2 separate regions of the Homo sapiens genome follow, and region 2 is linked to region 1. A link is a loop called in an ENCODE intact Hi-C map of the cell type or tissue named here. Cell type or tissue: dorsolateral prefrontal cortex. All regions are shown on one strand. Each heading gives the region's core, and the rest is flanking DNA. Links, peaks and the distances in the headings are about the cores only.

Evidence for each region. Peaks named below come from ENCODE experiments on the same cell type or tissue, not always from the same donor. Only the 100,000 strongest peaks of a DNase experiment are listed, where the experiment ranks them.
Region 2: it touches region 1 in a loop (5-fold over the local background); 10 of 110 quality-filtered maps call a loop at or near these places.

The regions. Positions count from the first base shown.
Region 1 is chr17:27,230,477-27,245,964 of GRCh38, reverse strand. LOC124903956 (a long non-coding RNA gene) reads left to right here and starts at 4,256. Exons shown (of 2, transcript XR_007065676.1): 1 at 4,256-4,352; 2 at 7,542-8,106. It overlaps LOC105371704 (a long non-coding RNA gene), which reads left to right and starts at 14,167. Exons shown (of 3, transcript XR_934632.2): 1 at 14,167-14,247; 2 at 14,534-14,736. RefSeq lists an enhancer at 7,095-7,194. In dorsolateral prefrontal cortex, for the core only: CTCF peaks have their summits at 8,851 and 9,062 (motif pointing left); a DNase peak (open chromatin) is centred at 9,084; H3K27ac peaks cover 1,549 bases.
Region 2 is chr17:27,749,808-27,765,182 of GRCh38, reverse strand. It overlaps NOS2 (nitric oxide synthase 2), which reads left to right. Exons shown (of 27, transcript NM_000625.4): 21 at 1,039-1,202; 22 at 2,178-2,385; 23 at 3,952-4,039; 24 at 4,439-4,560; 25 at 5,005-5,153; 26 at 6,108-6,302; 27 at 7,830-8,417. The coding sequence ends at 7,937. It also overlaps the pseudogene LGALS9DP. Among named protein-coding and RNA genes, the nearest start is that of NOS2, 43 kb to the left of the region's middle. RefSeq lists an enhancer at 8,767-9,267. In dorsolateral prefrontal cortex, for the core only: CTCF peaks have their summits at 4,772 (motif pointing left) and 4,971 (motif pointing left); a DNase peak (open chromatin) is centred at 4,972.

The DNA.
Region 1 (15,488 bases), core at 4,713-12,712:
ACTGGGCAACAGAGCAAGACCCTGTCTCAAAAAAGAAAAGAAAAGAAAAGAAAAATAATGAATAAATGAATGTCCCATGCTCTGAAGTCCATCCCCAAATCTCAAGTTAAGAGCCCTGCTTCCTAGGATGATTAAAAATTGAATCCTTTAATATTTGTCAAATGCTGTGCTAATCCTATCAGAAATTACTGGTGAGATTTGAGAAGGGGGATTGGTAAGGAGCATCCCTTTTCCTCAGTGTGAGTTCTAAACTATTGAGACATAAAGGAGTAAGATAGGTATGGATTGCAGTATCACCCTCATTGCTGATAAAGGCCCGGATTGAGGGTGTGGCTTAGATGAACCAGGCAACAACCAACATCCTAATGTCATACCCAGAATTAGACCCACCTGCCTGGTCATAGGCAGGACTCAGACATGCGGGCCTCACTGCAGGGCTGGCTGCATGACAGCTGTGCTCGCCAGCTGCCGATGGGAGGCCCCACCCAAGGGAAAGCAGGAGGCAGGCAGAGCCAGGCTTACACTGCCCTCTGCAGCTCACAATCACCTCCTCTTTCCAGGAGGGGCTTGCAGGAAGGGGAGAGGCCAGGAGGCTGTAACACTAACGGAAGAAACATACGGGAAAGGAGTCTTTTCCCAAATCCCCAAATTATCAAGATTGTACTGTTTCTGTTTCTCCACATTAAAGGAGATCACGCCAGCCACATTTCAGGGCCTGGTGCTCAAAAATAGTAGGTGCTTAATGCAAATCAGCCTCCTTTCCTCCTCTTCTCCATTCAAATTCTTTCTTAACCAGGGTAGGAAGAGATTAGCCTTCCCTTCCTCTTTAATGTACGGAGACTTCATTTCTCAATTTCTCTTCATTGCTCAATTTCTCTTCCTGTGTTGCAATTCCCCAAGCATGTGACTTTCATCTGGCAACCCTAGCCCTGTGCTATTGGGATAGTGGAGTTATGCCTCATGCGTCATGTTCCTGCACCACTAAGTCAAATTTCACTTAACAGACTCAGCTGCCCCTGCTCTGTGGAGGGTCTCCTCTCCCTTCCTCCTCTAGGACTCATCCATCTTCTTTATGCCCCACTTCCAACAGGTGGAGGACATTTATCTTCTTTTTGGAGCCACTGGGCATTTGAACTCCTTTCTCATGTTTGGGGGACTCCTACTTTATGATTGGATCGGGAGGAGGTCCTCACCTTCTACTAGAGAAACGGAAATGTTCCGTTTCCCCTTTCTCAGCCTCCCTTTTGCAACTACAGCCAGCGCATGTGACGAGGGCTGGCCAACCAGAGGGGCCTGTGCCAGACCTTAGGGGAGCGTGGGGGTTCTGAGGGAGGCCAGGACTCCCGAGAATGTCCACTGTGGATGGTCGGCAGTGCAGCACATCTGAATTCCTGGCACAGCAGGGGCCGCTGAGCCGGCTGGGGACACATCGAGGTTTCTCGGCACATAGGGTTTGGGTTCCGTCGGGGGGTGTTGTCCCTGACTGTGCAGCTTTAAACCTAGTTTTAGGGTCTTGTGGTGGTTCTGTGAGCTGCCTGTTTACCTTCTGATACATTTTCTTCTCCATTCAGGCAGTCGGTGTTTATAGTTTGTAGCTAGAAACAATGACAGTGAGGCCGTAATTGAGTCCCTGACTTGGTCTTCCAAGCCTGACGTTCCCACTGGTTCTCCCTTGAAGTCAGAGAATACTTCAAGAGTGCACAGGCCTCATCTCAGGAAGGACATGGGTGCGCTCACCTTGTCCTGCAGCCTCTCTTCCCCTTGGTGGTGGGGAAGGCGGTGCTGTGGACAGTGACTAACTCAGAATAGGAAACAGGCATATTGATCTTCATTTTGTCAAAATCAACCCAGTGACCTCAGGCAAGTCACTTCACCTCTCGAGATTTTCTCACATGTCAAATGGCCTGGGTGGAGATGCCAGACCCAAAGATGCCCCAATTTTAATACCGTGTCTGTTCTCGAAGCTGGAGTCTCATTTTACTACTTCAGCTTCATGGAGTGTTTTTGTTTATTTTTCCTGTAATTACTTATGGTAACCATAGTTCAAGCAACAAAGCTTGATGGACTATTACTTTTATTGCACCTGCCAGTCCTGGTTTCCAGCCCCAGACTCAGCTATGTCCCAGCTTTAAAAGTCCAAGAACCAGGACTTTGCAATAGAGGGATTACAATAATGTGCATTCGAACTATACCTGGGGACTGGGGGTTAGGAATTCTGTCTTGATACCACTTATGAAAGGTGTCCCTTTTACTTATGGCAGGTGGGTGGTTTATAGAACAAGCCCATTCAATCTCTTTGGGGCTTGAATCCTGGCTCTGAGTGGCTGTGAGTGGCCTTGAGTGAGTGACCTCATTCAGGTTCCCACATGCCATTTAATACTCTAACTCATGGAGTAGGGCTGACTTAACCTTCCCAAGAAGTTGTGAGTTTCTCAGGTGCAGGGTCCATGACTTAAATACATTTTGTATCCCCCATCTTTACCCCTCTCTCACCTTGACATACGTGTATACCCGTTTAGGGGTAGAACATGTCTGTAAGACCCACCCAAGAAACTGACAACAGTGAGTGCCTCAGGGAAGACTGAAACCAGGAGGAGGGACTTACTCTTCACTTTACATTCTTGAATATATTGCCATGAACACAACAGTATTTTAAAAACTGCCTAATACAGAAATAAGAAAATTCACATCTCTATTTTTATTTCATTTTGTGGAGGTAGAATCCTGGATTTATCCAACCCCCTATTTAGGGGCATCCTGATTTCTCCATCTTGCTGGGGGAAGTTGACTCACCTCTCATTAACCTGGGAAGGCTTCCCAGAGCAGGTGACTTCTGACAGATGAGTAGGAGTCAGATGAAGCAGGGTAGGACATGAGAAGAAAGTATTCCAAGCAGGGGGAACATCATGAATGAAGGTGGGAGGTGCGAGAGTGTGGCCCTTGTGAGGAAATGCAAGGTGGGTAGGGGTGGGATGGGTGGAGATGAGGCTGGAGGAACCCATAGGTCATTTAGGGCTCTTGCAGCATGCTAGGCACTTGAATCTTGGACTCAATCCCAGGCACAATGTGGAGCCATTGAAATAATCTGGGGCTGGTGAGAGTGATCAACTGTACAAATCAGCAGCATTGTTCCGAGGAAAGCAAGACTTGACCAGCTCTTCAGCTGTATCAGTTACCAAATACACGTTTACTCATAAAGAGGGCTGGTTTCTTACTACTACCTCTCATTCCAGCTTGCTGCAGGCTCCAGATGGGAAATACCCACAGAGCTATGGGAGCAGAGGACTCTCCTAACTCTGTGAGAGGCCTCAAGAATGTAATGGAGAAAGCCTTCCCAGGCTAAAAACTCAGACTCAGAGCTCCCCAGACAGGCAAAGGAGAGAAAGGACCTTCCAGGCAGAGCGAACTGCAGGAGGAAGCTCAGGGCGCATGTGCAGGGAATTAGGCTTGACAGGTGGGAAGGGGCCAGGCGCTAATGAGGTTTGTTTGTTTTTTTCACATTTTCTATCACTTTCTATGAGGTTGGTATATTTATTTATTTATTTATTTATTTATTTATTTATTTATTTATTGAGATAGAATTTTGCTCTTGTTGCCCAGGCTGGAGTGCAATGGCACGGTCTCAGTTCACTGCAACCTCTGCCTCACAGGTTCAACTGATTCTCCTGCCTCAGCCTCCTGAGTAGCTGGGATTACAGGCATGTGCCACCATGTCTGGCTAATTTTTGTATTTTTAGTAGAGACGGGGTTTCACCATGTTGGTCAGGCTGGTCTTGAACTCCTGGGCCTAAGTGACCCAGCCACCTTGGCCCCTGAAAGTGCTGGGATTACAGGCGTGAGCCACTGTGCCCGGCTGAGCTTGGTTTTTACTGAGCTATTTTATAAATCATCTGGCGCGCTTCAGAAGTCGATTTCAGGGCATCCCCAGACCGACCCAATCAGAACTTCCAGGTGATGTCTTTAATCTGACGACTTTGGGAAATGTGGCTTTAGTCTAGACAAAGAGTTCTCTAATGTAGTTGTTGGCTAAAGTGTTATGCAGGGGCCCCAACCACACTGCAGAACCACGGTCAGTCCAGCAAGTGAGGGAACTGCCTGACAAAGGGGATGGTCCCTGAGTCAGTCTAACCTGTCAGTTTGGTGGGGCTAGGAATGAAGGCGGACCAGTTCTTCCTGTGAGGTGCAAACAAAAACTGGAAAAACAGCAAGACAGACTTATCCAAGTTCTTTCTGGGCGTGGCTGAGGCTGCACCGTCTCAGTCTTTGGCCATTCCTGAAGCCCTCTCAGCAGGGTCCTCTGTCCTTGCCAAGAAGCTAGAAAGAATTAGAAGACAGATGAGTCAGAATGGAAGGTAATGAGGTTTCTGGGCTTCCAGGGGTGCTCACCCAACCCTCAGGGCTTCCCCTACTGCTCTTCCCCTTTCTCACCCCCACCCAGGATTTCTTTCCCCCTGTAAATGAGAACTGCCCCCACTCCCCACCCTCCACTCTGCAGTCAGTGGGAGGATGCATGCAAGAAGCTGTTGGAGCTTGAGGGAAGGGAGGAGTGAGGGAGATGCCCCTGATGCTGGTGTCTTCATTCTCTGAGCTGGATAGGGACTAACCGTGGGGCAGCCTGCTACCAGCAACACTGGTTTTTCTTTTCTTTTTTTTCCTTTTTTTCTGAGACGGGGTCTCGTTGCCCAGGCTGGAGTGCAGTGGTGCGATCTTGGCTCACTGCAACCTCTGCCTCCCAGGTTCAAGCAATTCTCCTGCCTCAGCCCCCCTTAGTAGCTGGGATTACAGGCACACACCACCACGCCCAGCTAATTTTTTTTTGTATTTATAGTTAGAGATGGAGCTTCACCATGTTGGCCAGGCTGGTCTCTGACTCCTGACCTCAGGTGTTCCACCCATCTCGTCCTCCAAAAGTGTTGGGATTACAGGTGTGAGCCACCACTCCTGGCCCAACAGCACTGATTTTGCAGGGCAAAGCATTATTTGTCTTGAGTCAGTCCTATGGCCTACATAAAATGTGGTCCCCTCTGGATTCGCGGCTGACCCTGGCACTTGTAGCTGGAGAAGGCATGCAAACATTGATGATGCACAGTGCTGGCTCTCAGATGGTAACATCGGTCGCCTCCCCATCCCACTTCATTTACTCAACAAACATTGATTTGAGCCCCTGCCATTCTGGGCCTGGGGCCCAGAGGAAGAAAGGCACGACCCCAGACCGTGAGTGTTCTCTGAGAAGCAGACAGAGGCAACGCTGCTGTGAGAAGCAGAGAGAGGGCTGAGACCATCCTGAGGACAGCAAAGAGGGCACTAACCTGGAAGACGGGCGGCAAAGATGTCTGAACTGAGTCTTGAAAAGCCAGCCAAGCTGCTCACCCCAAAAGAAAGTTTATTCTGGCTGAACCAACCAGCCAGAGGGAAGAGACTTCAGGGATTTCAGTGCTAAAATGGAAGTGTTTACAGTCTCCCTTCCCCAGAGACCCTCACGCTTGCACCCCACCCCAATCCCTGGACTCCCACAGTACCTCCCAAGGGAGAATAAGCAGAAAAGACCCCAAGGGGAGGTATTGCTGGAAGCCTGGCAGAGGGAAAAAGCTGCTCAGTCTTCTGATGAAGGGGGGAGTGGGGACGGGAGCTGAGCTCATTCCTGGCTGTTGAACTGTGCTCTGCCAGAGCTGGGCCCTGTTAACCCTACAGTGAGTTAACCCTACAGTGAGTCCTGAGGGCTTGGAGGGAGCTTTCCCTCAAATCTCGGCATCCAGACTGCTTCTGCTCTGCCCACCAGCCCCGCTAATCCTGGCGGCCACTCATTCATTCACTGGTTTGTTGAATTAATAGTGAGGGAGCACCTTCTCCTAGATCCTAAAGATACAGCCATGCACAAAACAAAGACCCCACAGGTCTTTATTCTAGTGGGGGAAGCAGACAGAGAATGATCAAACGAGGAAGGGAGGAAGACAAACAAGAAAGGGAAAGGGCGAAGAGGTGGACCCGTTCATATGGGAGGGAGAGGCTCAGTAATAGCGGGCATGGGGCAGAAGTCTGAAGGAAGGGCAGGGGGCGGGAGGGAGGGGAGAGGAATCCCAGAGGGAGAAAGCAGCACCTGCAAAGGTCCTGAGGCAGGCCTGTCCGCAGAGCCCTGAGGGTGGGCCGAGCAGGAACTCACTGTGCATGGAGACACGCAGAAGGGTTTAAGAGTGCCAGCTCTGAGCTCATGCATGCCTAGCGGCCTGCATTTAGGCAGAATTGCTTCATCTCCCTAAGGCTCAGTGTCCCTGTCTGTAAAATGGGAAGAATGGTGTTACTGCACCATGGCTTTCTATATACTTTTTCTAAATAAATGGCAGTTATTATCAGGATAATTATAAATGCAATGGATACATGTTCAATAGTTAGTATTAGCACTTTCCCAAAGGGGATTTCCAACAAGGTAAGACACTAGATTTTTTTTTTTGGTTTTATAAAAATATCTTAAATTACACTGATAGTAACACATGTTGAGAGTGAGGTATGTGGGCATCAAGTATCAGCAATCACAAATCACACTCACGCCTTCCCCCACTCCTCACAGGTGGGGCTTGCCCCCATTACTCCAGAGCTGCCTTACAGGCACCAAAAGCAAGGCCTGGAGGAGCCAGGAGCTTGGCTGGATCTGAGCAAGACAGTGTCAGAGCCAGAATTAGGCTGCAGTCATCTTTAGAAGGAAGCAGAAAGTTTCTCTTTGAATTGACACTTCCTCCCATTTTCTTTCCATTTGAGTAAGCACAAACCTTAAGAGTTTAAGCCTTTTTCAGAAAGTTTGGAGCTATGGTCGGTGTAAGGAGACAGCCATCTCCCTTTTAATCTTTGGTTTTGAACGTGAGTGATTGGGAGGTCCCTCGACGACTGGCCTGGGTCTTCAGAAAGGTCTCAAGGATGTGAGCAGGCTGTAGCAATCCTGCTCTGGCCCCCACCCTGCTGGACAGCCCATGGTGGGTGATGGGTGCCACAGCTGATCTGGAATGTTCTGTTCATTTGCCCCCCTGCCAACCCTTCTCCAACCTTCGAGGGAGCCATCCCACCTGGCCCATGCCTCCTGCCACCCAGCTCACACCCCTCATCATCAGAGCGCAGCACGACCCAGCTCTCTCTCCTGCAGGAAGCACATAGCCCTCCCTGCCCTGCTTGGCCCACTGTTCCCAGCTTTCTCAGAGCCCAGTCCATCCTACCGTGGGTTAGCGATGGTGGGAGAGATCAGTGCAGACCTGTCCTAGAGGCGCCTGCCAGAGCAGGGGAAGAAGTAATGACAATGAGTAAACCACGTGCTAATTTTCTTTTTTTCTTTTCTTTTCTTTCTTTCTTTCTTTCTTTCTTTCTTTCTTTCTTTCTTTCTTTCTTTTTTAAGGCAGTTTCACTCTATTGCTCAGGCTGGAGTGCAGTGGTGCGATCTCAGCTCACTGCAACCTCGACCTCCCTGGGCTCCCAAAATCCTCCCATCTCAGCCTCCCAAGTAGCTGGGACTACAGGTGTGTGCCACCACACTGAGCTAATTTTTTTATTGTTTGTAGAGACGGGGTTTTGCCATGTTTCCCAGGCTGGTCTTGAACTCCTGGGCTCAAGTGATCCACCAGCCTCAGCCTCCCAAAGTGCTGAAATTACAGGCATGAGCCACCCTCACCTGGCCTGAGTGCTGAAAAACAGAAAAGCCTCAGAGGCCAAAGATGAAGCACTGGATGGAAGTTGACCTCCAAGCAGGGAGCAGGCAACTCAGCACCAGCCTAGGCTCCACGTGGGGCTGAGAGAGGGGGAAGGCCACCGACAGTCCCTGCTCCATGGGGAAGGCAGCCTCTGACTCTGGCTGACGGGCCGGCAGTCGGATAAGGATTGGCTGGCAGGAATGGGCATCCAGCTGCCTCTGCTGCTGCTGTGAGCTGGGAATGATGGTGCCAGTCAAGTCTGCATGGCCAGGTGGCCGGGCCGGGGTCTCTCAGCTCCAGTGGCTGAAACACACTACAGAATCATCAAACCTAGTCTGAGATAGTCATGAAAGAGATTTAGAAAAAGACATAGTGATTTTGTTCCCCATTTGCTTTTTCTAAAAACACTCCTCTCTAATAAAATGTATGACAGCAATAGCTCTCACTTATTGCTCATTTAATGTGTGGCGAGTGTTTTCCTAAACTCTTTATATATGTGTATTAGCTCATTTAATCCCCACACAAATCTTATGAGGTTTTACCACTGTCTTCACTATATAGATAAGGAAATGGGGGAGTTTATCTCCAGGAAAGTTAAGAAACTTTACCAAATAACTTGACCAAGGTTTAAATGGGGGTCTTACCCAGAGTCAACTTTAACTTCCAGACTGTCTCTACTACATTTTCTTTAAACAGCTCTTTGTGACGGGCTTGACCTTGCTGCAGGGTCTTCCTGTGATTCCCAATTCTTTGGATTCAACCCACATTTAAATCAGTCCTCCTGTTTCTGCCTAAATAAACCAATGCTTATAATATTTAAATATTTATTAAGAGTCTCTATCTCTGCAATGGTATATTTCCAAGATAATTTTTCTGATGAAACCCAGAAGAGAGAGAAAAAGAGAAATATTGATTGAAACCCATATTATGACGATAATTTTGCTGGATAAATATGTTTCTTTTCTTTTTTTTGAGACAGAGTCTCACTCTGTCACGCAGGCTGGTGCAGTGGTGTGATCATGAATTTTTTCAAAATATTAGATCACTAGCTAGAGCTTAGAAATCCTTTGTCATAAAGAGAAAGTTTTGACGAAATGGAATTTGCCATAGCATCCATACTTGCTTACATTTACCAAAGGTTAAACTGTTCCCACGTATCACCTTCTGTTGGGCAATTTACCTTTGCTCACTAGGCATTGGCCAGGGGAGAAATGGTTTACATTTGAGAAAGAGGCCTAAAGCACACAATGCATCCCTACTTTAATTTTTCAAGAAAAATGCCTGCCCAACCTTAAAAAAATCAGGTAAGTAACACAGAGAGTAGGGACTATCATAAAACTATTTACAAAGCTAACTGGGATTAAAGTAGCCCTCAGAGCTTTTAGTGACATCTCCTGACCTCTGCTGGACACATTTGGGATTGCATAGCTCCCAGGTCCTTGAAAGTAACCAGCAAAATAAGAATCTTAAAGTTTACAGAATGCCTCATCTAAATCTCTCATTTCAGAGATGAAGAAAATAAGATTCAATGGGCTTATGTGACCTACCCAAGAGTACACAGTTACTTATGAAGTGGCATATTCAGGACCAGTACCTAGAAATGATTTATTGCCCAGTAAACCACATATGCAAATGTTGATTAACTTCATTGGAATGAATAAATACTCTTTGGATTATCTTTAGAGTACCATCATTTTTAGAAATAAGAACAGCTGACAAGGACAAAGTGGTAACCAAGAGTCAAAATTAGAATTATTTGAGCAAGGTCATAGTTACCTTTATATCCCGTATCCCATATCCCCTAATCCCATAACTCCGTCATTATCTTCAGTGACTGATGATGTCTGTAGAGTAACAAAGAAGAGAGTCGGAGAATTCATTTTCACAAAACCCTTTTTTTTAGTTGTAAATATTTATTCCTGATTGTAGTTTGTTAAAATGAGCTTGCCTTCCTAGAGGAAACTTCAACTGGCCATAGGAAATAAGACTCCCCAGGGTTAAGAGGACTGTTCCTTTCAAGAACTAACTCTACCAGTGTTCCTGCAGAGACACATGGAACCCAAGGGAGGCACCCAGAGGTCTCTGATGCTTCTTCAGCTGGGAGTTTTGGGTCTCCCTATTGAGGCTGTATCTAGAAGAGAAAGCTGAAAGACCACTGAACTATGTAGTCAAATTATTCTACACTTTAATATCTCCAAATGCATAGTGTTAACGAAAGGAGTAGAGTATTATATTTGAAAGAACATAAGCTTTGCAGCCATGCAGTTAGTGGCTGCTTACTATCTATGTGAGCTTAGGTAAATGACTTAATCTCTCTGAGCTTCAGTGTCCTCACCAATAAAACAGGAATCATAAATGATACTTTTCCAGAAAGTTGTTTGAGAATACATGAGATTGTGTGTGTGAAAATCCTAAGCAAAGTACCTGGTGCTACAGGCCAAAGGGAGGGATAATGTTTGATTTCTTCATGGAATTAAATATACACCAGATTTTTTTTCTTTTTTTGGATACTGGGTCTCATTCTATTGCCCAAGCTGGAGTGCAGTGGTGCAATAACAGCTTACTCCAGCCTCGAAGTGATCCTCCCACCTCAGCCTCCTGGGTAGCTGGAACTATATATAGGCACATGCCACCATGTCTAGCTAATTTTTTTCTTTTAATTTCTTGTAGAGACAGAATATTGCTATGTTGCTCAAGCTGATCTTGAACTCCTGATCTCAAGTGATCCTCCTGCTGCCTCCTGCCTCAGCCTCCCAAAGCACTGGGATTATAAGTGTGTGAGCCACCGCACCAGGCCTATGGCAGATTTTTTTTTTTTTAATTTCAGACAGGGTTTTACTCTGTTGCCCAGGCTGGAGTGCAGTGGAGTGATCTTGGCTCACTGTGGCCTCAACCTCCCAGACTCAAGCAGTCCTCCCACCTCAGCCTCCCAAGTAGCTGGGACCACAGGCACCGCCACACCTGGCTATTTTTTTGTATTTTTTGTAGAGATGGGTTTCACCATGTTGCCCAGGTTGGTCTCAAACTCCTGGGCTCAAGCGATCCACCCACCTCAGCTTTCCAAAGTGCTGGGATTACAGATGTGAGCCATTGTGCCTAGTCTAAAGTGTCTCTTTAAGGCACTTGTGAATAGAGTCTTGTCCATTTTAGATTATTTTATTGGGTCTTTGAGATATAGAATTGAGTATTTCTCCATGATAAATGCATAAGTCAGCACTTTTTTTGTGAGAAAAAGTGTGTCTGGGCCAGGCACAGTGGCTCATGCCTGTAATCCCAGCACTTTGGGAGGCTGAGGCGGGTGGATCCCTTGAGCCCAGGAGTTTGAGACCAGCCTGGGCAACATGGCAAAACCCCACCTCTACTAAAAATACAAAAATTAGCCAGTCTCATACACAGCCTCAAAATTAATTAATTAATTAAAAAATAAAAAATTTTAAAAAGAGACACTTTAAATGGTTTAAAACATCCCCACTCAAGATTTTGTTGTTGTTGTTTGCTTTTTGTAGTTTTGCTGTGCCTTCCCCATGATAAAAAGTGCTCTTAAAACTTGGCAGCTGTCTGGGTGCAGTGGCTCATGCCTGTAATCCCAGCATTTTGGTAAGCTGGGGTGGGCAGATCACCTGAGGTCAGGACTTTGAGACCAGCCTGGCCAACATGGTGAAACTCTGTCTCTACTAAAAATACAAAAATTAGCCGGGCGTGGTGGTGAGTGCCTGTAATCCCAGCTACTCGGGAGGCTGAGGCAGAAGAGTCACTTGAACCTCGGAGGTGGAGATTGCAGTGAGCCGAGATCGCACCACTGCACTCCAGCCTAGGCAACAGAGCGAGACTCTGTCTCAAAGAAAAGAAAAGAAAAGAAAAAAAAACTTGGCAGCTAAATTGGTTGTGTGTGTGTGTGTGTTTAAACATATCACAGACATTTGCTAAGCACATTTCCTTCAAGAAGAGAAGAAACAAGTTTTTGTCAATAAGAAACTGTGGATATGACGCCTCCCTGAGTTAATTAAATCAACCCAGACTATTTTTCATTGCCATGAGGGAGAGAGAGTACACCCCTGTCCCTTTATGGTATTAGAGATTGTCTAGTCCAGCGTGCTCTATGGAACCCTGCAGGAGTCACAGCAGGGCACTACTGAGAAAGTGCCAAGAGGACAGGACTCTCTTTAACCAGAGCAGCACTGCGTCGACCAGTTTTATGATTTATCTGCTCCTATAAGGAAAATTTGTTTGCATGAAATTTCCTGTGGCTGAAACATATTTGCAGAACACAGATCTAGGCTCATTCCCTAATTTTACATATGAGGAAGCTGAGGCTTGGGGAAGTGAAATGACATCACTAAGTTAAAGCAGAGCTGGAGACAGTACTCAACGGTCTGTATCAGTCGGGGGACTTGGTTGCTGGTTAGATGCCAATTCTGGATAATCAAAGCAAAGACTCACAGGGGCTTGCAAAATTGACAGGAGCCTGATAGGCTTGGAAATGGCCAGAACCACGAGCACACTGGAAGGCCAAGAAGCTGGACAGAGTTCACAGAAAGTCCATAAATAGTCTCATAACCAGAGGAGCCTGTAGAAATGTTGATGCCTCTCCTGCCTCTTCTGCAATGCATGGCACCAACCTTCTCCTCTGATATGGTTCGACTGTGTCCCCACCCAAATTTCATCTAGAATCTCCACAGGGACCCCGTGGGAGGTACTTGAATCATGGGGGTGGTTACCTCCATGTTGTTCTTGTGATAGTGAGTGAGTTCTCACGGGATTTGATGGTTTTATAAGGGGCTTCCCCCGTCTTTGCTCTGAGCTTCTTGCTGCCGCCATGTGAAGAACGACATGTTTGCTTCCCCTTCTGCCATGATTGTAAATTTCCTGAGGCCCCCCAGCCCTGCAGAACTGAGTCAATTAAACCTGTTTCCCTTACAAATTGCTCAGTCTCAGGTATTTCCTCATAGCAGCATGAGAACGGAGTAATACACCCTCTTATTCTCATGTCACTTGATTTAAAGTCCCAGGAGAGAGTCCATGATTGGCTGGGTTGAAGTCACATGCTCACACTCGGGCTGGATGGGAGCCAGGAGAAACAGGTCTGGCCCCTTGAGCATCCCTAGTGGGAGCACTGCCCACAATTAGCCATCCACATTGGGGAAGGGTAATGCCCCAAAGGGAATTTTGGCTATTGAGAAGGGGAAATGGATGTGGGCAGCCCAAAGGGCAACTAAAGGGAGCCTGATGGCGCATAGCAGATCCCGATAACATGGACACTTTGTCTCAAGCAGAAAGAGCTACAGCAGGGAGAAAAGGATCTTTGCTGATGTTGAACATCAACAGGGTAAGCCTCTTTTCTTCAGTTACATTATTGCTACAGTTGTGAGAACCCTGGCATTAGTCTCTATACACTCCACCAGCTCATCACTAACTGAAAACTAGTTATTCAATAATCCTATACCCATTGCTGAGCAGCCACTCTTTTAGAATATTACTTTTTTAAACATAGGTGTAGGCCCAAAGTCAGGATAAATAATAGGTTGAGCCTTTAGGGATGTCAGAGTTCTCTGGAGAAACAGAACCAATGGGATGTATATGCACAGGGAGAGGGATTTACTTTTTAAAATTGGCTCATGCCATTGTGAAGGCTGGCAAAGTCCAAAATCTGCAGGGTCAGCAGGCAGGCTGGAGACCCACGGAAGAGGTGCAGCTGAGCCCAAAGGCAGTCCACTCACAGGATTCCCTCTTCTTCTGGGCAGGTAATCATTTTCCTATTAAGGCCTTCAACTGGTTGGTTGAGGCCCACCTACGTTGTGGAAGGTCATCTGCTTTACTCAAAGTCTATTGATTTAAATGCTAATCTCATCGAAAAAATACCTTCACAGAAACATCTAAAATAATGTTTGATCAAATATCTGGGTATCGTGGCCTAGCCAAATTAACACATAAAATTACCCATCACAGACGGGTCTCAGAAAAGGAACTGGGAAGGTTTGAATGACTTTACAGCCAACTGTAGCCACAGCGTGACCTTGGGCAGTCATTTTCCTCTCTGAGCCTCATTATCTGTAAGATGAGGGGCCTGAATTGGGTGATCTGTAAGGGTTTGGGCATAAAATGGCAAGGTGAGCGTGAACATCTAGTTTATCTCCCCTCCCGGATTCTCATGGGGGAATTTCCAACGGAGTTTGGGATGGCAGGGACTTGGATCAGACACGGAAAGGAGGCAGAGGATGCTCGTTAAGGTGTTTCCTACCCAGCACCCATTTCCTTCTGCCCTACAGTATCCCAGCTTTCATTCAGATTCCTGCCTTCCCTCACGTAACCCATGTGCTTCAAGACTGACCTCATTGCCAGCACCAGGGATTGGTCCAATTGGCCTAAGCGGATTTCTATCCCTAACCATTGATTGTTTCAGGAATCCAGGCCTGAGCGGATTCACGCATGACGTCTCCCTGGACACAGGGATGGGTTCACAAAGGGGTTGGAGTCACTGAGATGTGAGGAGAAGTCTGCTGGCAGCTTCTGGGACATTACACCCTGGTGCTGAAGAGATCGCTGCCGGAAGAGGCTGTCTTCCTGGGCATGTTGTCAGGTGAGGCCTAGAATTGTGGCAGCCACCTTGCTGCCAGCACAGGGGAAAGATGAGCCTGGGGAGTCCCAAGAACCAGAGCGGGAGCCCTGATTGCCCCACATCCCATCCCCCACCCCCACCAGCGACCCACATTTTAAGCAATGGGAGCCAATAAATCCTCTATATTTCTGTTACCGTAGCAAACGGAAACCTAACAGAGACACTGTAAAGGCTACTATTCCAATTTTTCTGGAATTAGTGCTGGGAGAACCCTGACAGAGCCCTTCTCCTCTTCTGTCTTCGATAGCCGGGGGCGGGCCGACCCAGCACGCAGGAGGCTTGCACCGCAAAGCCTTCTCGCTGAACCAGGCAGCAGATCCATCCCACGGGGCTTCCTCCCACGTGAGAAACGTAGGAAAAGACGCTGCAAATCAAAGACGACCACCCTGGAGAAGCAGGAGAAACTCCCCAACTTGAGTGAATGTATCAACATTTCAGAAAATGTAGGAGGTGGATGTTACTGTTTAATCTGCTCAGCATCCTTCCCCCACCCCTTTTGATAACTGGCCTCATCCACTGGACACACTTCTTGGAATGAGACCCGGGCTAGGCCAATCAGCCTCTCCCTGAAGTGTTTCCCTGAAGCTGGAAGAGAGGAACTCTGTTCCCTCTTGGATTACAGAGCTGAAAGGAGATGAATTTGATGCTACTAGTGTTCATGTTTCTAACCAAGGGAGATGGGGCCTAGCAAGCCTTAATGGTCTTCATATATTTTCCATCAGACCTTTTAAGCTTCCCCCATGGTGACCAGCCCCAGAGTAATGCACATTTAATTCAACTTTCAATGCAGGAAAATCAATTGCATTGCACCACAGACTGTTTATTACACGTAATCTGAAGTTCAACACATAAAGAAATAAGCAATATACACAAACCATGGCACTTAAGAGTTCAATTTGGGGACCTATTTCCCCCCAGAAATCAAAATACTTATATTGTCCTAAAATATTTCACATTATAAAATAAAGTTTTTCTGTTTTTTTTTGTTTTTTAATCCAGGCTGGAATTGCTTGAAACTTTTTTTTTCCTTTGACTTTTATTTTAAGTTCAGGGGTACATGTGCAGGATGTGCAAGTTTGTTACATAGGTAAATGTGTGCCATGGGAAACTTTTAAAATAATAATTATGATGGCTTTTATTTTAACAATGCTTTATAGTTCACAAATTGTTTTCAGATATCTTACCCTATTTTGATCTTCCTC
Region 2 (15,375 bases), core at 1-8,000, 520 kb before region 1:
AACCCCGTCTCTACTAAAAATACAAAAATAATTAGACAGGAATGGTGGTACATGCCTGTTATCCCAATCCCAGCCACTCGGGAGGCTGAGGCACAAGAATCGCTTGAAGCCAGGAGGTGGAGGTTGCAGTGATATGAGATCTCGCCACTACACTCCAGCCTGGGTGACAGAGACTCCATCTCAAAAAAATAAAAAAGAAAGTGGGATCAGAGAAACAGAGCCTGGCAGTGACCCCCACTGTCCAGGAGAAAGTGAGAGAACCTGAGACGTGGGGACGACAAGACAGTTGCCCTTGTGACTGTAGGGTGAAGGATGTGGTTCATCAGGACTCTGTTCCAGAGGAGAGAATGTCAGGCTCTTATTTTTACCCAGTGTTTACAAAGCATCTGTGTACCAGGCACGGCACCAACTATTATGGCACAATTTCATTCAGTGCTCATGCCAACCCAGCAAGATAGGTTGTGCTATCAGATCTGTTTCACAGGGAGGGAAGCCAAGGCCCAGAGGCTTCAGTCACCTCAGAAGTGGGGAGCCAGGGTTTGAACCCGTGTCTTCTGGCACCAGGGTCTGTGCTGTGACTGCCCTGCATGCTGCTCCCTGGGACTTCCCTTTGGGCTCATCTGCTCACCCAGCACATCTTGGTACAGCACCCAGGGGACTGCAGTCATGGGCTTCTCTCTAAGTGAACAACTGGCCTGTGAGGTATCCATTAGTCTTTGGTGGATTTAGTCATTGTGAGTCTGTAGATCACCAGTGAGTGTCTTGCTAAAGTTCAGGTCTGGGCCAGAGAAGGACGTGGTTAGTTTATCAGGACCACGCCAACTTACTGCCCCTTTGGGGGCTGGTGATCAGCCTTCCCTGGCAGTCCTTTCTCCATGCGCCACCTTCTTCCTGCCTTTTGCTCTTAGAGCCAGGTCTTTAGAGCCTCCTTTCCCCTGCAGCTGGAGAATAGAGGGTGTCTGCCTGGGGGCCTCGCTACCTGCTGAGAATCCTGAATGGGGCCTCTTTTCCATCCTGACACCTTCCTTCCCCATCCAGGCAGCTACTGGGTCAGTGACAAGAGGCTGCCCCCCTGCTCACTCAGCCAGGCCCTCACCTACTTCCTGGACATCACCACACCCCCAACCCAGCTGCTGCTCCAAAAGCTGGCCCAGGTGGCCACAGAAGAGCCTGAGAGACAGAGGCTGGAGGCCCTGTGCCAGGTGAAGATCAGGGCTGGTGGGCAGTGGGGGTATGTGGGGGGTCCCAGCATGTGGGGAGCCAGAGTCCAGAGCTGGTTTTAACTTTCAAGAGGGATCCACACCAGGTTCCCAAAGTGAGACTTGTCAAAGGCTGGTGGGAAGCCAGGCATCGTCCGCTGGCCCATGTCTAGGACACAGTTGTGTTGAGTGAACTGAATTTTTCCAAGTGTCTGCAGGATGCAACCAGAGTGCACTGCCTTGAACATTAGCTAGAAAGGGGAGCCGCCCTTATCCGTCTTTGCTTTCCCCAAAACTGGAATAAACTTGTCACTTAAGATGTATTGGGGGATGGATGATGTGGATGAATGGATAAATGGGCATAATGGGCAGAGTGACAGATGGAGAGCTGAATTAATAAGTTAATGAGAGAATGCGTTAACTCACCTGCAACTGTCTGGTTCCAAGTCTTTGCAAAAGGCACTGGTTGTCATTATTATCATCATCATTATAGCTAATTATCTCAATTTAAGCTACCTCCACCGCCATTATTTTGTGGCTGCAATGTACTAACTTGGCACATGCTTTCTCATTTAATTCCCATAACATCCCCACAAGACAGGCAATACTGTCCTTGTTTCACAAAGGGTAATTGGGACAAGATTCCACAGCTAGTGAGGACACCCAGCCAAGATTTGAACCCAGGTCTGATTGGTTCCAAAGCCTTGCCCCAAATAAATTACAATAAAGATTTGACCCCTGCCCATGAGTTGCCGACAGTGGAGGTAACACAAGTTAGATAAATGTACTGGACTGAGTTCCTCCAGGACAGGCACTTATTTTGTCTCAAGTTTGGTCGTCTCAGCACCATGGACAGTGCCTGGCACATGGACTTGTTTGTTGAGTGAGTGAATGAATGAATGAATACTGGGTTGTGACAGTCTTTTCCCCAAAGCGGGACAGGCGCCCTGAGTCACTGACATCACCCTTGGCTTTTAGCCCTCAGAGTACAGCAAGTGGAAGTTCACCAACAGCCCCACATTCCTGGAGGTGCTAGAGGAGTTCCCGTCCCTGCGGGTGTCTGCTGGCTTCCTGCTTTCCCAGCTCCCCATTCTGAAGCCCAGGTTCTACTCCATCAGCTCCTCCCGGGATCACACGCCCACAGAGATCCACCTGACTGTGGCCGTGGTCACCTACCACACCCGAGGTGAGCCAGGGGCAGAGGCTCTGGAACAGCCCCGCTCCGCCCATTATTGGACATCTGTTCATCAACTCAGATTCAGCTCCCTCATCAGTTCAAGGAGGGAGGGAACACCCACAGCCCAGAGTTGTTAACAGTATTAGGAGGTGTGTGGGAGAGATCTCTAGGAACCAGGCACTAAACCAAGCCTTCTGTATGTATATGATCAGTTACATTGTGGGGTAGGCACTGTGTGCATTTTACAGGTGGCACAGAAAGTCACACTGTTAGTAAGTGGAGAGCTGAGATTCAGACCTGGATAGTCTAACTGCTGAGTCCAAGTCCTCCACCACTCCACTGTCCCACTACTCTTGGGACAATTTAATGAGATCAGATGTGAAGAGCACTCAACCCTTGGTAGGAGGCCAGTGGTTCTTAGTCTTCCCAATCATGCAGCCTGAACGCAGGGGAGATTCTGCATTGATTATTCATTCACTCACTCAGCTATTCAGTGGGTGCCTGGCACTGGGGTGGGTATGGAAATACAACAGAGATCAGCCCTGCCCTCAGGGAGCATCTAGAGGCGGCAGTGGAGAGATAGGCATAGAAATAATTAGATGATTTTCATTGTGCTGAAGCCAAGAAGGAAAGGTCAGGGTCACTGAGGGAAGCAGAGCAGGGGGTGACGCTGCCATAGAGCGGGAGGCCAACATCTCGTCCAGGTGGTCTCGGCTCCACCACTGGCCGCTGCCCCCTGCCCTGCCCTCTGTAACTGAGCATTGCCTGGGTTGGCAAAGCTGGGAGCTGCCCACACTTCCGAGCCCTCTGTCCTCAAGAAGCAAAAACACAGTTTCTAAAACCTTGGCAGAGACTCTATTTGCCCTGCTAGAGAACAGCCACCCAGACCAGGAGAGGAGAGGCAGACGTGTCCTGTGAGATCAAAGTTTAATCCCGAGGAAAACCAGGGGGACCTCTGCAGTTGGTTGGAGGCCTTCCTCAAGTGCTGGGCCATTGTAAAGGGAACACAACCCAGAGAGACCTCCTGGGTTTCTACAAGCCCAGGAGGGCCCACTGAGGAGGAAAGCAAGGTGCCAGAGCAGGCTGAAATGCGCGGAACTCATCCACCACCCAGGGTTGCTACCAGCAAGGGCCACGCTCATGAGCACGCACAGCAGTAGCCACCCTGAGGGGCCACTTCATGCTGCTGTCAGTGGAGCTCAGTGGTGAGCTGGGAGTGTTCCCGGAGAAAGTCTTTGGAAGGAGCACTGGAGTAGGAGTCAGGGAAGCTGAGCTGTCCACCTGATTCCACCACGACCTGAGTGACCTTTTTCAAGTCACTTTTCCTCTCCCCGTCTCAGTTTCTGCTTGGGCAGAAGGAGCAACTTGCAGCCTCTCTAAGTCCCTTTCAACGTTCCTCAGCTCCGCGCTTACAGAGGGTGGATCTCAGAACCAGGAGGACAAACAGCTGCTCATTGAGTCCTGAGAGTGCCTGAGTGGGGGCGTCCAAGGAGGGCCGTGGTGTGGGCGGAGCAGCTGGTACAGTTTGCGCATGGGCAGTGGGGGGACGTTGGTCACTTTGTGGTATCGTTGCAGATGGCCAGGGTCCCCTGCACCACGGCGTCTGCAGCACATGGCTCAACAGCCTGAAGCCCCAAGACCCAGTGCCCTGCTTTGTGCGGAAGTAAGCACCCCTTCCACTCTGTCCCCTGTGGGGCCGCCGACCCCTGGGAGTTCCGGGAGGAAAGGGAGGGATCTGGGGTTTAGGAGACGCTCGGAGCCCCTTGGCCCATAAAGAAGGCACTGGGGTCACACTGGTGTGGCTGCCTGTAGCAGGGACAGCGATGACAGGTGGGTCTCAAGAGTCCAGTGAGCTTGGCCCTTTTACAGAAGGACCTGGGGGAGGTGCTGGTGCCTGGACAGAAGTGAAGCAGCCTGCAGGACGTGGGAAATCAAATAGGAGCTTCTTGTCCTCTCCACCCCCTCACGACCGCCTCCCACAGGCCCAGCTCCCCAGCCATCCTGTGTGTGCGTGGGCCTGGGGTGTCTGAGGACTGGCCCCCTCTTCTCCTGTCCTCTTCAGTGCCAGCGGCTTCCACCTCCCCGAGGATCCCTCCCATCCTTGCATCCTCATCGGGCCTGGCACAGGCATCGCGCCCTTCCGCAGTTTCTGGCAGCAACGGCTCCATGACTCCCAGCACAAGGGTAAGGCTGGAGGCTTCCCAGGTGGGAGGGGCACCAGGGGGCCAGCGCCTGCCTAGGAGCAGAACTGCAGCCCCACAAACGGTTCCTGACCTCTCTCGAGGGAAGGCCTCCCAAGTTTGCTTCCCTGTGCGGGCCTCTGCGGGTTAGAATGGCTGCCTTTCCGTCTCCCGCATAGTAGCCAGGGCTCCCTCTCCTGGGAGTGGAGGTAACAGGAAAGTCCCTGCTTTTGATCTCCGATTGGCTGAGGGAATTCTGCATCCGCACTTTCAGTTCTGTGACTATGGATGAGTGATCTGAATGCGCTGGGCCTCAGTTTCCTCATCTGTAAAGTGGGGATAATGCTATTAAATAGCTAGTGGGAGTGAAGTGAGAATTCCAGTTGGGCTTGGAGCCCTGGCGCCCTCTGGTGGCCAACATGGTAACAACAGCCCGGGACTCCTGCAGGAGTGCGGGGAGGCCGCATGACCTTGGTGTTTGGGTGCCGCCGCCCAGATGAGGACCACATCTACCAGGAGGAGATGCTGGAGATGGCCCAGAAGGGGGTGCTGCATGCGGTGCACACAGCCTATTCCCGCCTGCCTGGCAAGCCCAAGGTAAATGCAGCCTCAAAGCAGGTGAAGCATTACACACACAAGCTCCACTGTGAGCCCTGGGTCCCCACAGGCCCCTCGCCTCCCCGAGCCTTCACCTCCTGAGCTCGAAAATGCTGGTAATTCACAACCATCAGAGTGATGCTGTGAAGAGCATTACACCCTCTCATACAGCAGAAGCGACAGACCTGGAGAGGTTCAGGACTAACCTAGGTCACACGCGGGTTAACCCCAGAGCCCAGCCTGCTGAAGGTCCCCAGCAGGCCCCCTGGGACACGCGACTGCCCGGGGAGAGGTGGTCCAGGCTGGCTACGCTCAAGCCTTGCAAGGCTGGAGGGCGGCCGATGCTTCCACCACGGCCATCAGAGGGGCTCTTCTGTCCCCAGGGCCGCGTTACCCCCTGAGCCTGGGGTGTCAGAATAGACTCTCGGCCTTCACACATTTGTCCCATCAGGGCACCTCTTGGGCCCAGTGCTCTGTGCCCAGTGCTGGGGCCACTGGGCATCCTGTGTGGAGCAGGAGCAGAGAGTCCCTGACTGACTCCTGGACCTTGTATCTGGGGAGCCCGGGATCCATACCCTGCAGAGACCTAATGGGTAGACTGCATTGAGAGGCTCCCTTTTCTGGGGTGTAGGCAGAGCCCTGGGCAGGGGGACTGCCTTCATTGATGCCTTTTTGAAGCATGGCAAATTCAGAGACAGTCTGGGATCCCCACTGGATGGTCAGCCCCTCGAGGGCAGGACTGTGTCCAGCATTTATCTCTCTAATCCCAGCCGAGCCCCAGGGGCATCCATGCACCTCATCCTGAGCCTGGCCCCTTGCAAGGTCCTGGCTGGAAGGGGACTCACTCCTCACCCCTTAGTGCCCCTCTCCCCGCCTCCTTGAGGCCAGCAGGCCTGCCTGCAAGCCTTGTCCTGAGCAGCTGAGGACTGAACCCACTGTTTCCTCTGGTTTCAGGTCTATGTTCAGGACATCCTGCGGCAGCAGCTGGCCAGCGAGGTGCTCCGTGTGCTCCACAAGGAGCCAGGCCACCTCTATGTTTGCGGGGATGTGCGCATGGCCCGGGACGTGGCCCACACCCTGAAGCAGCTGGTGGCTGCCAAGCTGAAATTGAATGAGGAGCAGGTCGAGGACTATTTCTTTCAGCTCAAGGTATAGTAGTGGGTGTGTGGGCTGAAGGTGCCGGCCAAGGGCACAGGCCGTTGGAGCCAGGACCAGGGGTGGCAGGTAGACCCAGGGGAATCAGGCCCAGAAAGGTTCTGGACCCCAAGAGAATCTTAGCAGTGGCTGAGATCTGAGCTGGGTGGGCTGTCAGATGGCCTTACTGCACATCCTGGACCAGTTGGCAGCTTTGAGAAGTCGGGTGAATGTGTTCCATTTTTCCATCTGTAGAATGGGGGCAGGAGAGTCTCCCTGGCCTCTCCCCAAACCCCCCTTTCAGAAAGTATCTGTGTGGCCAAAGCAAGGCTGTGAACACAGGGGAGAGCAAGGCTGCCCCCCGTCAGCCTCGTGTGAACCTCACACTTCTTATTTACACCCAGGCTGGTGTCTGCTCACCCTCATCCCCCCAGCAGGAAGGGCTTGCATTTTATTGATGAAGATAATAGTGATATTTATCAAGGGCTTACACTGGGCATACTGCTTGCCAAGGATTCTCATGTGACATTTCATTCAGTCCTGCCGAGGACTTTATGAGGGAGGCACCCCCTTTTACAGAGGGAAGGGGGCCTACGGGGACCACAGCAGTAAATGTGAGAGCCTAGAGTTCAGTCTGCCTCTCTCTGGTTCCAAAGCCTGTGATTGTCACTTCCATACTCTCCCTAAGACACATTCATACGTTCAACTGAACATTTATTGAGCACCTACTATGTGCTAGGGATAGAGCAGTAAATGAATCAGGCAAAAATTCTTTACATTCTACTGGGGCTGACAAACCCAGACAAGAAAGAGGTGTAGTGCTTCAGAGAAAAACAGCAGGAAACAGCCCAGGGAACGCTGGGGAGTGTAATTTTAAATAGGGTGGCCAGGGAAGGCAGAGCTGGAAGGTGGCATCTGAGAATAAACCTGAGATGGTGAGGAGGAGCCCTGTGGATACTGAAGGAAACACTCTGGGCTGTTCTGGAGGGGCAGCAGGTACAAAGGCCCCGGGGGTGGGAGTTAAGCTGGCGTGTTTGAAGAACAGTGAGGAGATAACAGGCATTTCCCCAAATGTGTTCAGTGGGTCGGTAGACAGTTGGCATCAAAAAGATTCCAAGGTCGAATAGCCTGGGACATGCTTAGTTAAGGCAAGGCAAACACGTTGCTTTACTACAAGACTTCTGGGAGCCTTCAGTATGCTGCTGTTCATCAGGACCCTTCAAGGCTGGAAGGAAAGAAAGGACGTAGCATTTCCCAAACATATTTATCTCAGAGCTCACACTTCCTGGAGTATCTTGGGTGGGGGATGAACGCTGGGCAGGAAATGGGTATGCTAAGTAAAGCTTTGGAGATGGTTAGAGGGCCCGCACCAGAGCAGGTGCTGAGCAGGGTTAGGGTCTAAACCAGATTCAAGCACAATCTAAGTATAACAGTTGGGAAGACAGATGGCTCATGAAGGTCCATGTGATAGGGAAGCTGGGCAACCCCAGGGGCTCATCCCAGCCTGGACTTGACACGTTGCTCTCTGTTTTTACCTAAAAGAGCCAGAAGCGCTATCACGAAGATATCTTTGGTGCTGTATTTCCTTACGAGGCGAAGAAGGACAGGGTGGCGGTGCAGCCCAGCAGCCTGGAGATGTCAGCGCTCTGAGGGCCTACAGGAGGGGTTAAAGCTGCCGGCACAGAACTTAAGGATGGAGCCAGCTCTGCATTATCTGAGGTCACAGGGCCTGGGGAGATGGAGGAAAGTGATATCCCCCAGCCTCAAGTCTTATTTCCTCAACGTTGCTCCCCATCAAGCCCTTTACTTGACCTCCTAACAAGTAGCACCCTGGATTGATCGGAGCCTCCTCTCTCAAACTGGGGCCTCCCTGGTCCCTTGGAGACAAAATCTTAAATGCCAGGCCTGGCAAGTGGGTGAAAGATGGAACTTGCTGCTGAGTGCACCACTTCAAGTGACCACCAGGAGGTGCTATCGCACCACTGTGTATTTAACTGCCTTGTGTACAGTTATTTATGCCTCTGTATTTAAAAAACTAACACCCAGTCTGTTCCCCATGGCCACTTGGGTCTTCCCTGTATGATTCCTTGATGGAGATATTTACATGAATTGCATTTTACTTTAATCACACTGTATGCGTGTGTGGGTGTTTTGTAGGGAAAGCTCTTCTCAGAGTGGGGAGCTGGTGGGTGTCACAGCCTGGACAGATCCCCGACAGAGGGACACCCCAGCCAGTCCATGGCTCCTCTGAAATGGCTGCCAGGTGTGCCAGCAGCAGATGGAGCTTCGTGCTGGTCCAAAGACCTGTGGTAGGGCAGGGGGCGCAGGCCTGCCTCCCACACAAAGTATCTGAAACGGGGTCTGGTGAGGGTGGGATTGTCGCATAAGGCCAGTGTTTCGAGGAAGGCCTTGAGCTTCTTCTTGGACACTGTCTTAGAAAGCGTTTTGCTCTGGGGCCACCAGTCTCATGCGAGACTGTGCCTTGGCCAGTACGGATGTGGTCCCTGGGAAGGCAGCGTGTCGAGGCGAGTGTGGGCCACAGCATCCTCGCCTGAGGGACTGGGGACCCTCTTGGGTTTGGAGCAGGCCAAGGAAGCCTTCTTAGGAGAGTGGGCCCCGTTTCCTTCTCCTGGTCAGAACCAAAAAAGGAGCTCAGCGGCGGCCACTGGGGTCCTGGCAACACACGGCTCCCAGCTTAGGTTTGGCCTCTGCCTCCTGGGTGCCCTGGCCGACTTCACCCCCTTGCCCGCCACCTTCCCCTTCTAGCAGTAGCATCTCAGGGGCAGGAGAAGGGGCAGTGCCAACCTCAGGCTCCAGGAAAGCTCCATGCCCTGCGCGACAGCCGTGCATCTCAGCAACAAGGCCAGGAGTCCGCTCCCGGACCAGGGCTTTCCAGCTTTAATGTGCGCACCTCGTCTGGGGTCCTGTGAAAACAGAGACTCTGACCTCGCAGGTCGGGTGGGGCGCGGGATGCTGCGTTTCCAACAAACTCCCGGATGCAGCTGGTGCCACTGCTCTGAGGACTACTATGGGGCCTGAGGAACTGGATTCTTACTGGGCTGAGCAGGATGTGTTGGCATCACCTGGATGCAGAGTCGGGCTTCCTGGCAGTGGCCCAGTGGCTGGCAGAACCCCACACATGAACACTGAGCCACTTTTCCTATGCAAGCCCTAACCCCTAATGCCGGAGAGACCCACAATGGAACACACACCCAGACGGTGCTTCGGGTTGGCTTCTCCTGACCCCCCTCCCCAAGCCACCTCCTCCCACTGGGACGCCAGGTCTGAGGAGGCAGCTCTGACCCTGCTGTGGCCCTCACAGGCTCTGCCCCAGCCCCTCTCCCATCTCGGAGGCATGGGGCTGTTTCCTGGTGTCCCCCATTACCACCTTCCTGTGTCCGAGACTCCTGCCCAAAAGGCTAGAGCCCCAGCCTGCTTTCTCCAACACCCTCGTGGGATTTGTGAGGGACCCTCTGGGAGGAGGTGTGAGGTCAGGACCCCCTGCCCAAAGGGAGTCCATGCTTTCCCATCCCACTCCTCTCAGCAGCACCGCCGCCCGATTCCACAGACTCCAAAATGTCTCCAAATGAATTAAAGAAGCCACGGTCAACCCACATGAATGTGCCAACAAGCATTTTCATTTCTTTATTTTAAGGACACTGGGAAAGGAGCCAGTCCCCTGAAGAGAACACTCTGGTCAGTTGGTGGAGGCCAGTGGGATGCCATCAGGCTGGCTTTCCAGGAGGGGGTGAAGGGTTGATGCAGGGTGCAAGGTGAGAGTTAGGTTAAAGGTCAGAGGGGAGGGACTGAGGACGTCACCTCCCACCAGGAGTGGACAGCTGGTGGCTTGAGACTGGGGTGGAGCTGCGTGGGGGATGGGAGGGGACTGAGCATGGGGCTTCATCTTCACTGCCCACTCCCCACCTCTCCCCAGCTGTGCCCCTCTCATCAGACCCCTAAGAGTTGTTGATCTGGGTGTTGTGGACCACAGCGTTCTCATCAAAACGGGGATTGAGGTGGAAGGCGATGTGGTTCCCAGAGTGCGGGTTGATGTGGAACCTGGGGTGGGCAGCCCACCTGGACCTTTGTCCACTGAGTTCTGGGCCTTATTTCCTCCCCGTCATCCACAGCCTGCCCAAAGCCAGGGGAATGGCTGGAATCACCTTGAAGGGCTCTCTCTTCCCAGAGGTCAACTGGAGCCCTTAGCTTACCTCTGAGCACTGGGCAGGACAGTGCCCAACAGGATGATGGACTTGGATGGGTACAGCCCTCCCGGAATGATGGTGACAAAAGGCGTCGGCTTTCAGAAGGAGAGGCATGGGTCAGCCAGTGGCAGCCAGGGCAGCCCACCACACAAAAGGGAAGATTGTACCAGGTCCCATGAATTTGGGCTGTCAGCTAAGAAGAAACCAACGATATCTGTACTTGGTTCCATAAAAGCCAAAGGAAAACTTTCCAGTGCTCCTCATATTAATGGGCTTAGATTAGTGTCATGAAAGGAACTTTGGCCAAACACAAAAAGACTCATCTCGTGGGGTGAAAAGGGAGAGCCATGCAATGCGCTCGTATTGACACGACAGTTTTAAGGTTGAAAGCTCCTCTCCACAGTCTTCTAATTCGCTGGGAAGCTTTGAAGCCCTTCAGCTTACCATTTTGAAAGCCCTTCGCTTTTCATTTTGCAAGGCTAGTGGATACCCCCGAAGTGGCCCTTCACCCCCAGCCTGCCCACCACAAACAGAACCTCCGCCCTCCCTGAGAAATCACTTACATAGGTGGGGTGGGGGTACATCATAGGTGGGTTGGCGGGAGTCTGCTGAAAAGAAACCAGGAAATTCAATGGGAGAGCGCATGTGTGCGCGAGCACTCACCCACGCGCACCCATGCATTCTAGAGGGGCTCCACTGTGAGGCTGACCTCATGAGCCTTTGGCCCTTGGACTCCCCCATCCACCTCCCTTTTCATGTTAGCCTTCCTGGAACTTCCTGCCGTGTTCCCGGACTCCACCACGGTCACCTGTCCCTCAACCCCTCTGCAGGCAGCCCCACTAACGCTAAACTTCCGGCCTGATTTGCACCAGCAGGAGAAGAGCTTAAGCCTATGATCGGTAGTGACATCCTGGGGACCCAGGATGCAGGGCCAGGAACCTCACATCCGGGTGCTGGGGCCACTGCACTCCCCACTTGGTGACAGACAGACCAGTTTCCCTCCCGGTCTCTAGGGGGCTTGCCTCTTCCACCACTGGATAAATCCTGCTTCTTCCAGAATCTCTGCTGTCCCAAGGACAGCTTTAGCCACATGTCACCTGAGCCAAGCACTCAGCCCCTAGTGTCCCCATCCTCCTTGCTAAACCGCTTTCTTCCCAACTCTAGCGCTCTAGGGAATTTAGTTCTTGGTGAAGGAGGACACTGTGCAGCTGTGAACTGACCAGAACTTGTAGACTTACAGAGAACATCTGTCCAGGGGCGCTCTGCACTGTGTGGATGACTGTCTGGGTCTGGAAGAAAGAAACCAGGTCTCACCCAGGCTCTCACGTGTGAAAACCACCAGCTCCCACCAGAGGGCGCCACACGGCAGGCACCCTCCAGGGGGCGTAACAAGCCCAATGGCCCCACAGACCCCACAGAGGGTGGGCCCAGGTGTCTCTTCTCTCAAGGGGATGAGCGAGGGGCAAAGGTTAGAACCCTGGAGAAGACAGATGGGGACGCTGGTGGCTCTGGCCCATCTTTCCTCTCGGGGAAACGTCTCTCAGCCTAGCCTCCCTTTGCAGGTGACAGAAGTGAATGTGGGGCATGGTCTTCCGTGGCTGCCCACGGGGTGGCAACTCAGGTTGTTTCATCACGGCCAGCCAACCACATCCAACCCCCAACCTCACCAGGCCGGGCAGATGGTCAAGGGCCTGGCCTGTGCCCTCCCCACTCCCAATGGGAGAGGCCCAATGCCTGGCCCTGCCTCCTCCATGAGCCCAGAAAAGCCAAAATGAGGACGATCCAAAAAGAAAGCAAGAGACTTACAATGGGAGCCGGGTTGGCAGGCCACACGCCGGGAGGCTGGAGGGGTGAGGAGAGTCAGAATAGTGGTTATCGCGGGCACCACAGAATGGGAGGAGATGGTGGCAAAACTCCAGGGAGGCTCTTGTGCTCAGAAATGCCTCCCCGGACACACCCACCTCCCTCTTGCTCCCAAGAAAGCCTTCCTGAGCCCGTGGCACCCAGATTTTTACCCCCAGGTGCACAGGGCTTTGGGGTTGGGGGGTAGGGTATCCCCATTGGTTCCTCTTGAGAGAGAGGAGGCTGGGTTTGATAGAGACCTCATTGCTCTCTGTAGCTCCCACAGCCAAGAGCATTACTTCCAGTGCCATATTTTACCACTAAGGTGAGAAGTGGTATTTGTTGAAGGCCTACTGTGGGCTGATTCCTGGGTTTCACTGCTTTCCAATGAGGGAAGCAGCCTCAGCTCCTGTGTCCCTGGTGAGGTAATGAGGCTTAGAAAGATTAAGCAACTTGCCCAAGCTCGCCCAGGTGGAAGGCATCAAATCCAAAGTGGCAGCCAGTTCTGTCTGACTGTATCCAGCACACTTTCTATCCTCCCCAGGGCCAGGGCCAAATTTGGGCTGCGCTGCAAATGTTCCCTGGGGCTCGACCAGTCCTGAAGTCAGCGTGGCAGGAGGCAGGTGCCCTGTCTGTACCGTGATGAGCCGTAAGAAGACTGCATAGACAAAGCGCCCCTCCTCCCAGTCCCCACTACTGGAGTGGCCAGAGGAAGGGCTGCTCACCTCCTTGTCCTGGATCCTGCCCCACCCAGTAGACTGTTCTTGCCCTGGCTGGTATCCCATTCTCCCTGGCTGTGTGAACCACATTCCACATTCATTCACTGAGTGCAAATGAACAAGGCACAGTCCCGGCCCTCTGAAGCCTCATGGGCATAGGGAGATGGGGGTGGAGTGACGGGGACAGACAACGCAAACACAGTTACAATGGGGTGCTTTGAACTGGCATGGCACAGATACGTACAGACTCTGTGGGGTCATGGGGGAGCGTCCAACAATATTCCAGGCGGGGAGGACTCCCAGAGGAGCGACATTTAGGCAGAGCATGGAAGGGCAATTAGGCGTGTGCTGGGGGCAGGCTGGCAGAGGATGCTTCCGGGACCAGGGACAGCATATGCAAAAACATGGTGGCCCGAGAGGGCCTTGAGTGAGCTGCAGAGGCTGCGTGAGCTTTGTGGTTTAGGGGTGAGGCAGCGAGGTTGATTGGGGTCAGACTGGGAGGAATTTGTATGCCCTGCTGGGGAATTTGGGCTTTATTTGAAGGGCTGGGGGCTGTGAAGATTTTTAAGCAGGGAGAGGGTGTGATCAGATTTGCTTATAAGAAGCACTTATAAGAACTTAAGTGCTTATAAGAACCACTGTGACAGTGGTTGGGTGTGGGGGGTGGGGAACTGGACCCCTGTCGTCATGGTGAGGAATCCCGGAGGCCTGGGCCATGTCGGTGGCTTCGGGCCTCTTGGTGCCTTGGAGAGACGTAAAGAAGGGGGAATGAAGAATTCAGGGAGACCCCCAGGTCCCCAGCTCTGGGTGCCCGGCAGACAGACAGGGAACTCTTGAGTGGGCAAGATGGGGCCTGTAGGCCCTGAGTGGCCTGCTGGCTGGGGCCAGCCTCTCAGACCCTCGGTCCTTCCTACTGTCTGCTCGGCCACCCAGGGCCTCTGTGTTGAACTCACTTTTTGTCTGCGCCCCCTGGGCCTGGGTGGGAAACAGACAGACTGGGAGAATGGCACCGTGGAGAAGGCAGGCTGAACAGGGACTGTGCGGGGGTTCTGTTAAAACAAAAGGCACCGGGCAGTGAGGAGAAGCATTAATAGAGCCAAGGAGAAGCCGAAAGGCAGAGGCAAGGGCAAGAGGGAGAGACCAGGCAGGCAGGGGGATGAGGCAAGGGGGTTAGGGCCCTGCCAAGATGGGATGGGAAAGAGCCAGGCTCTGGTGAGCAGTGCAGGGGTGCGGTCTCCCTCCAGCTCTTCCCTCCCCATTCACCCACAGGGGAGGGAGTCAGGGAAAGAGGGACCAAAGTCAGAGATGAGGACCAAAGGGCGAGAAGCCCAGATTTGCTGAGGGCCTACTGTGTGCTTCGCTGATCTCAGGGAGCAGCCTCGAATGCCAAAAGGGTAATAGTAGCTCCCACCCAGCTGCTGGTGCCCTGTGGGAATGTGGGCCCAGCATACCCTAATCTTCCCATTTTTCACGTGGTATTGGTATCTCCTGACCTTCTTTAGTTTTATTTGTTTTATTTTATTTTATTATTTAAACAAAGTTTTTTGGAGACAGGGTCTTGCTATGTTGCCCAGGCAGAACTCTAATTCCTGGGCTCAAGCAATTCTCCCGCCTCAGCCTCTTGAGTAGCCAGGACTGCAGACCTCCACCACCATACCTGACTCTCCTGACCTTTTAGATGTTGGCAACACATTCAAAGTTGTTAAAACACAGAGGTCAAACAGACCCTGGTGTGGGCCCAGGGGGGCCACTGTGTGACCTCTGATATCTGTCTCCTCACTGAACCACACAACCACCCATGGGGGGCAGGCAATGACCATTCTACAGATGAAGAAACCTAGGCTGAGAGAGGTGAAGTTGCTTGTCTAAGATCCCACAGAGGATGAATGGCAGAGCTTGGAATTTGAACTGGATTCAGTTTGGTTCCTTAGCCTGTGTTCTTTCTAGAACAATATGGCCTCCTAACCAGGGTGGAAATCAAGGGGTGAGGAGAAAGGGGCAGCTGAGGAGTCTGGGAGACCAAGGCAGGTGTTCCGGACAGGGACAGTAACACAGAAGGAGGGGCAGAGTGACAGAGGAGAAGGGGCGGGCAGGTACTGGGACAGGGAAGCAGAGGTTGTCCCCAGAGTGACCTGGGTAGGAGATTGGCTTGGGCCCACCCAGCTGGGCCTAGACACAGCTATGCTGGGCCCTGCATCCCAGCCCCTGGGACCGGTGCCAGGTGCACAGTCTGACCTGGAAGCTGATGTAGGACAGCTGCACAGAGCCATTGACGGAGATGGTGTCCACACGGTGGAAGGGCACGCGGTGGAAGTACTGCAC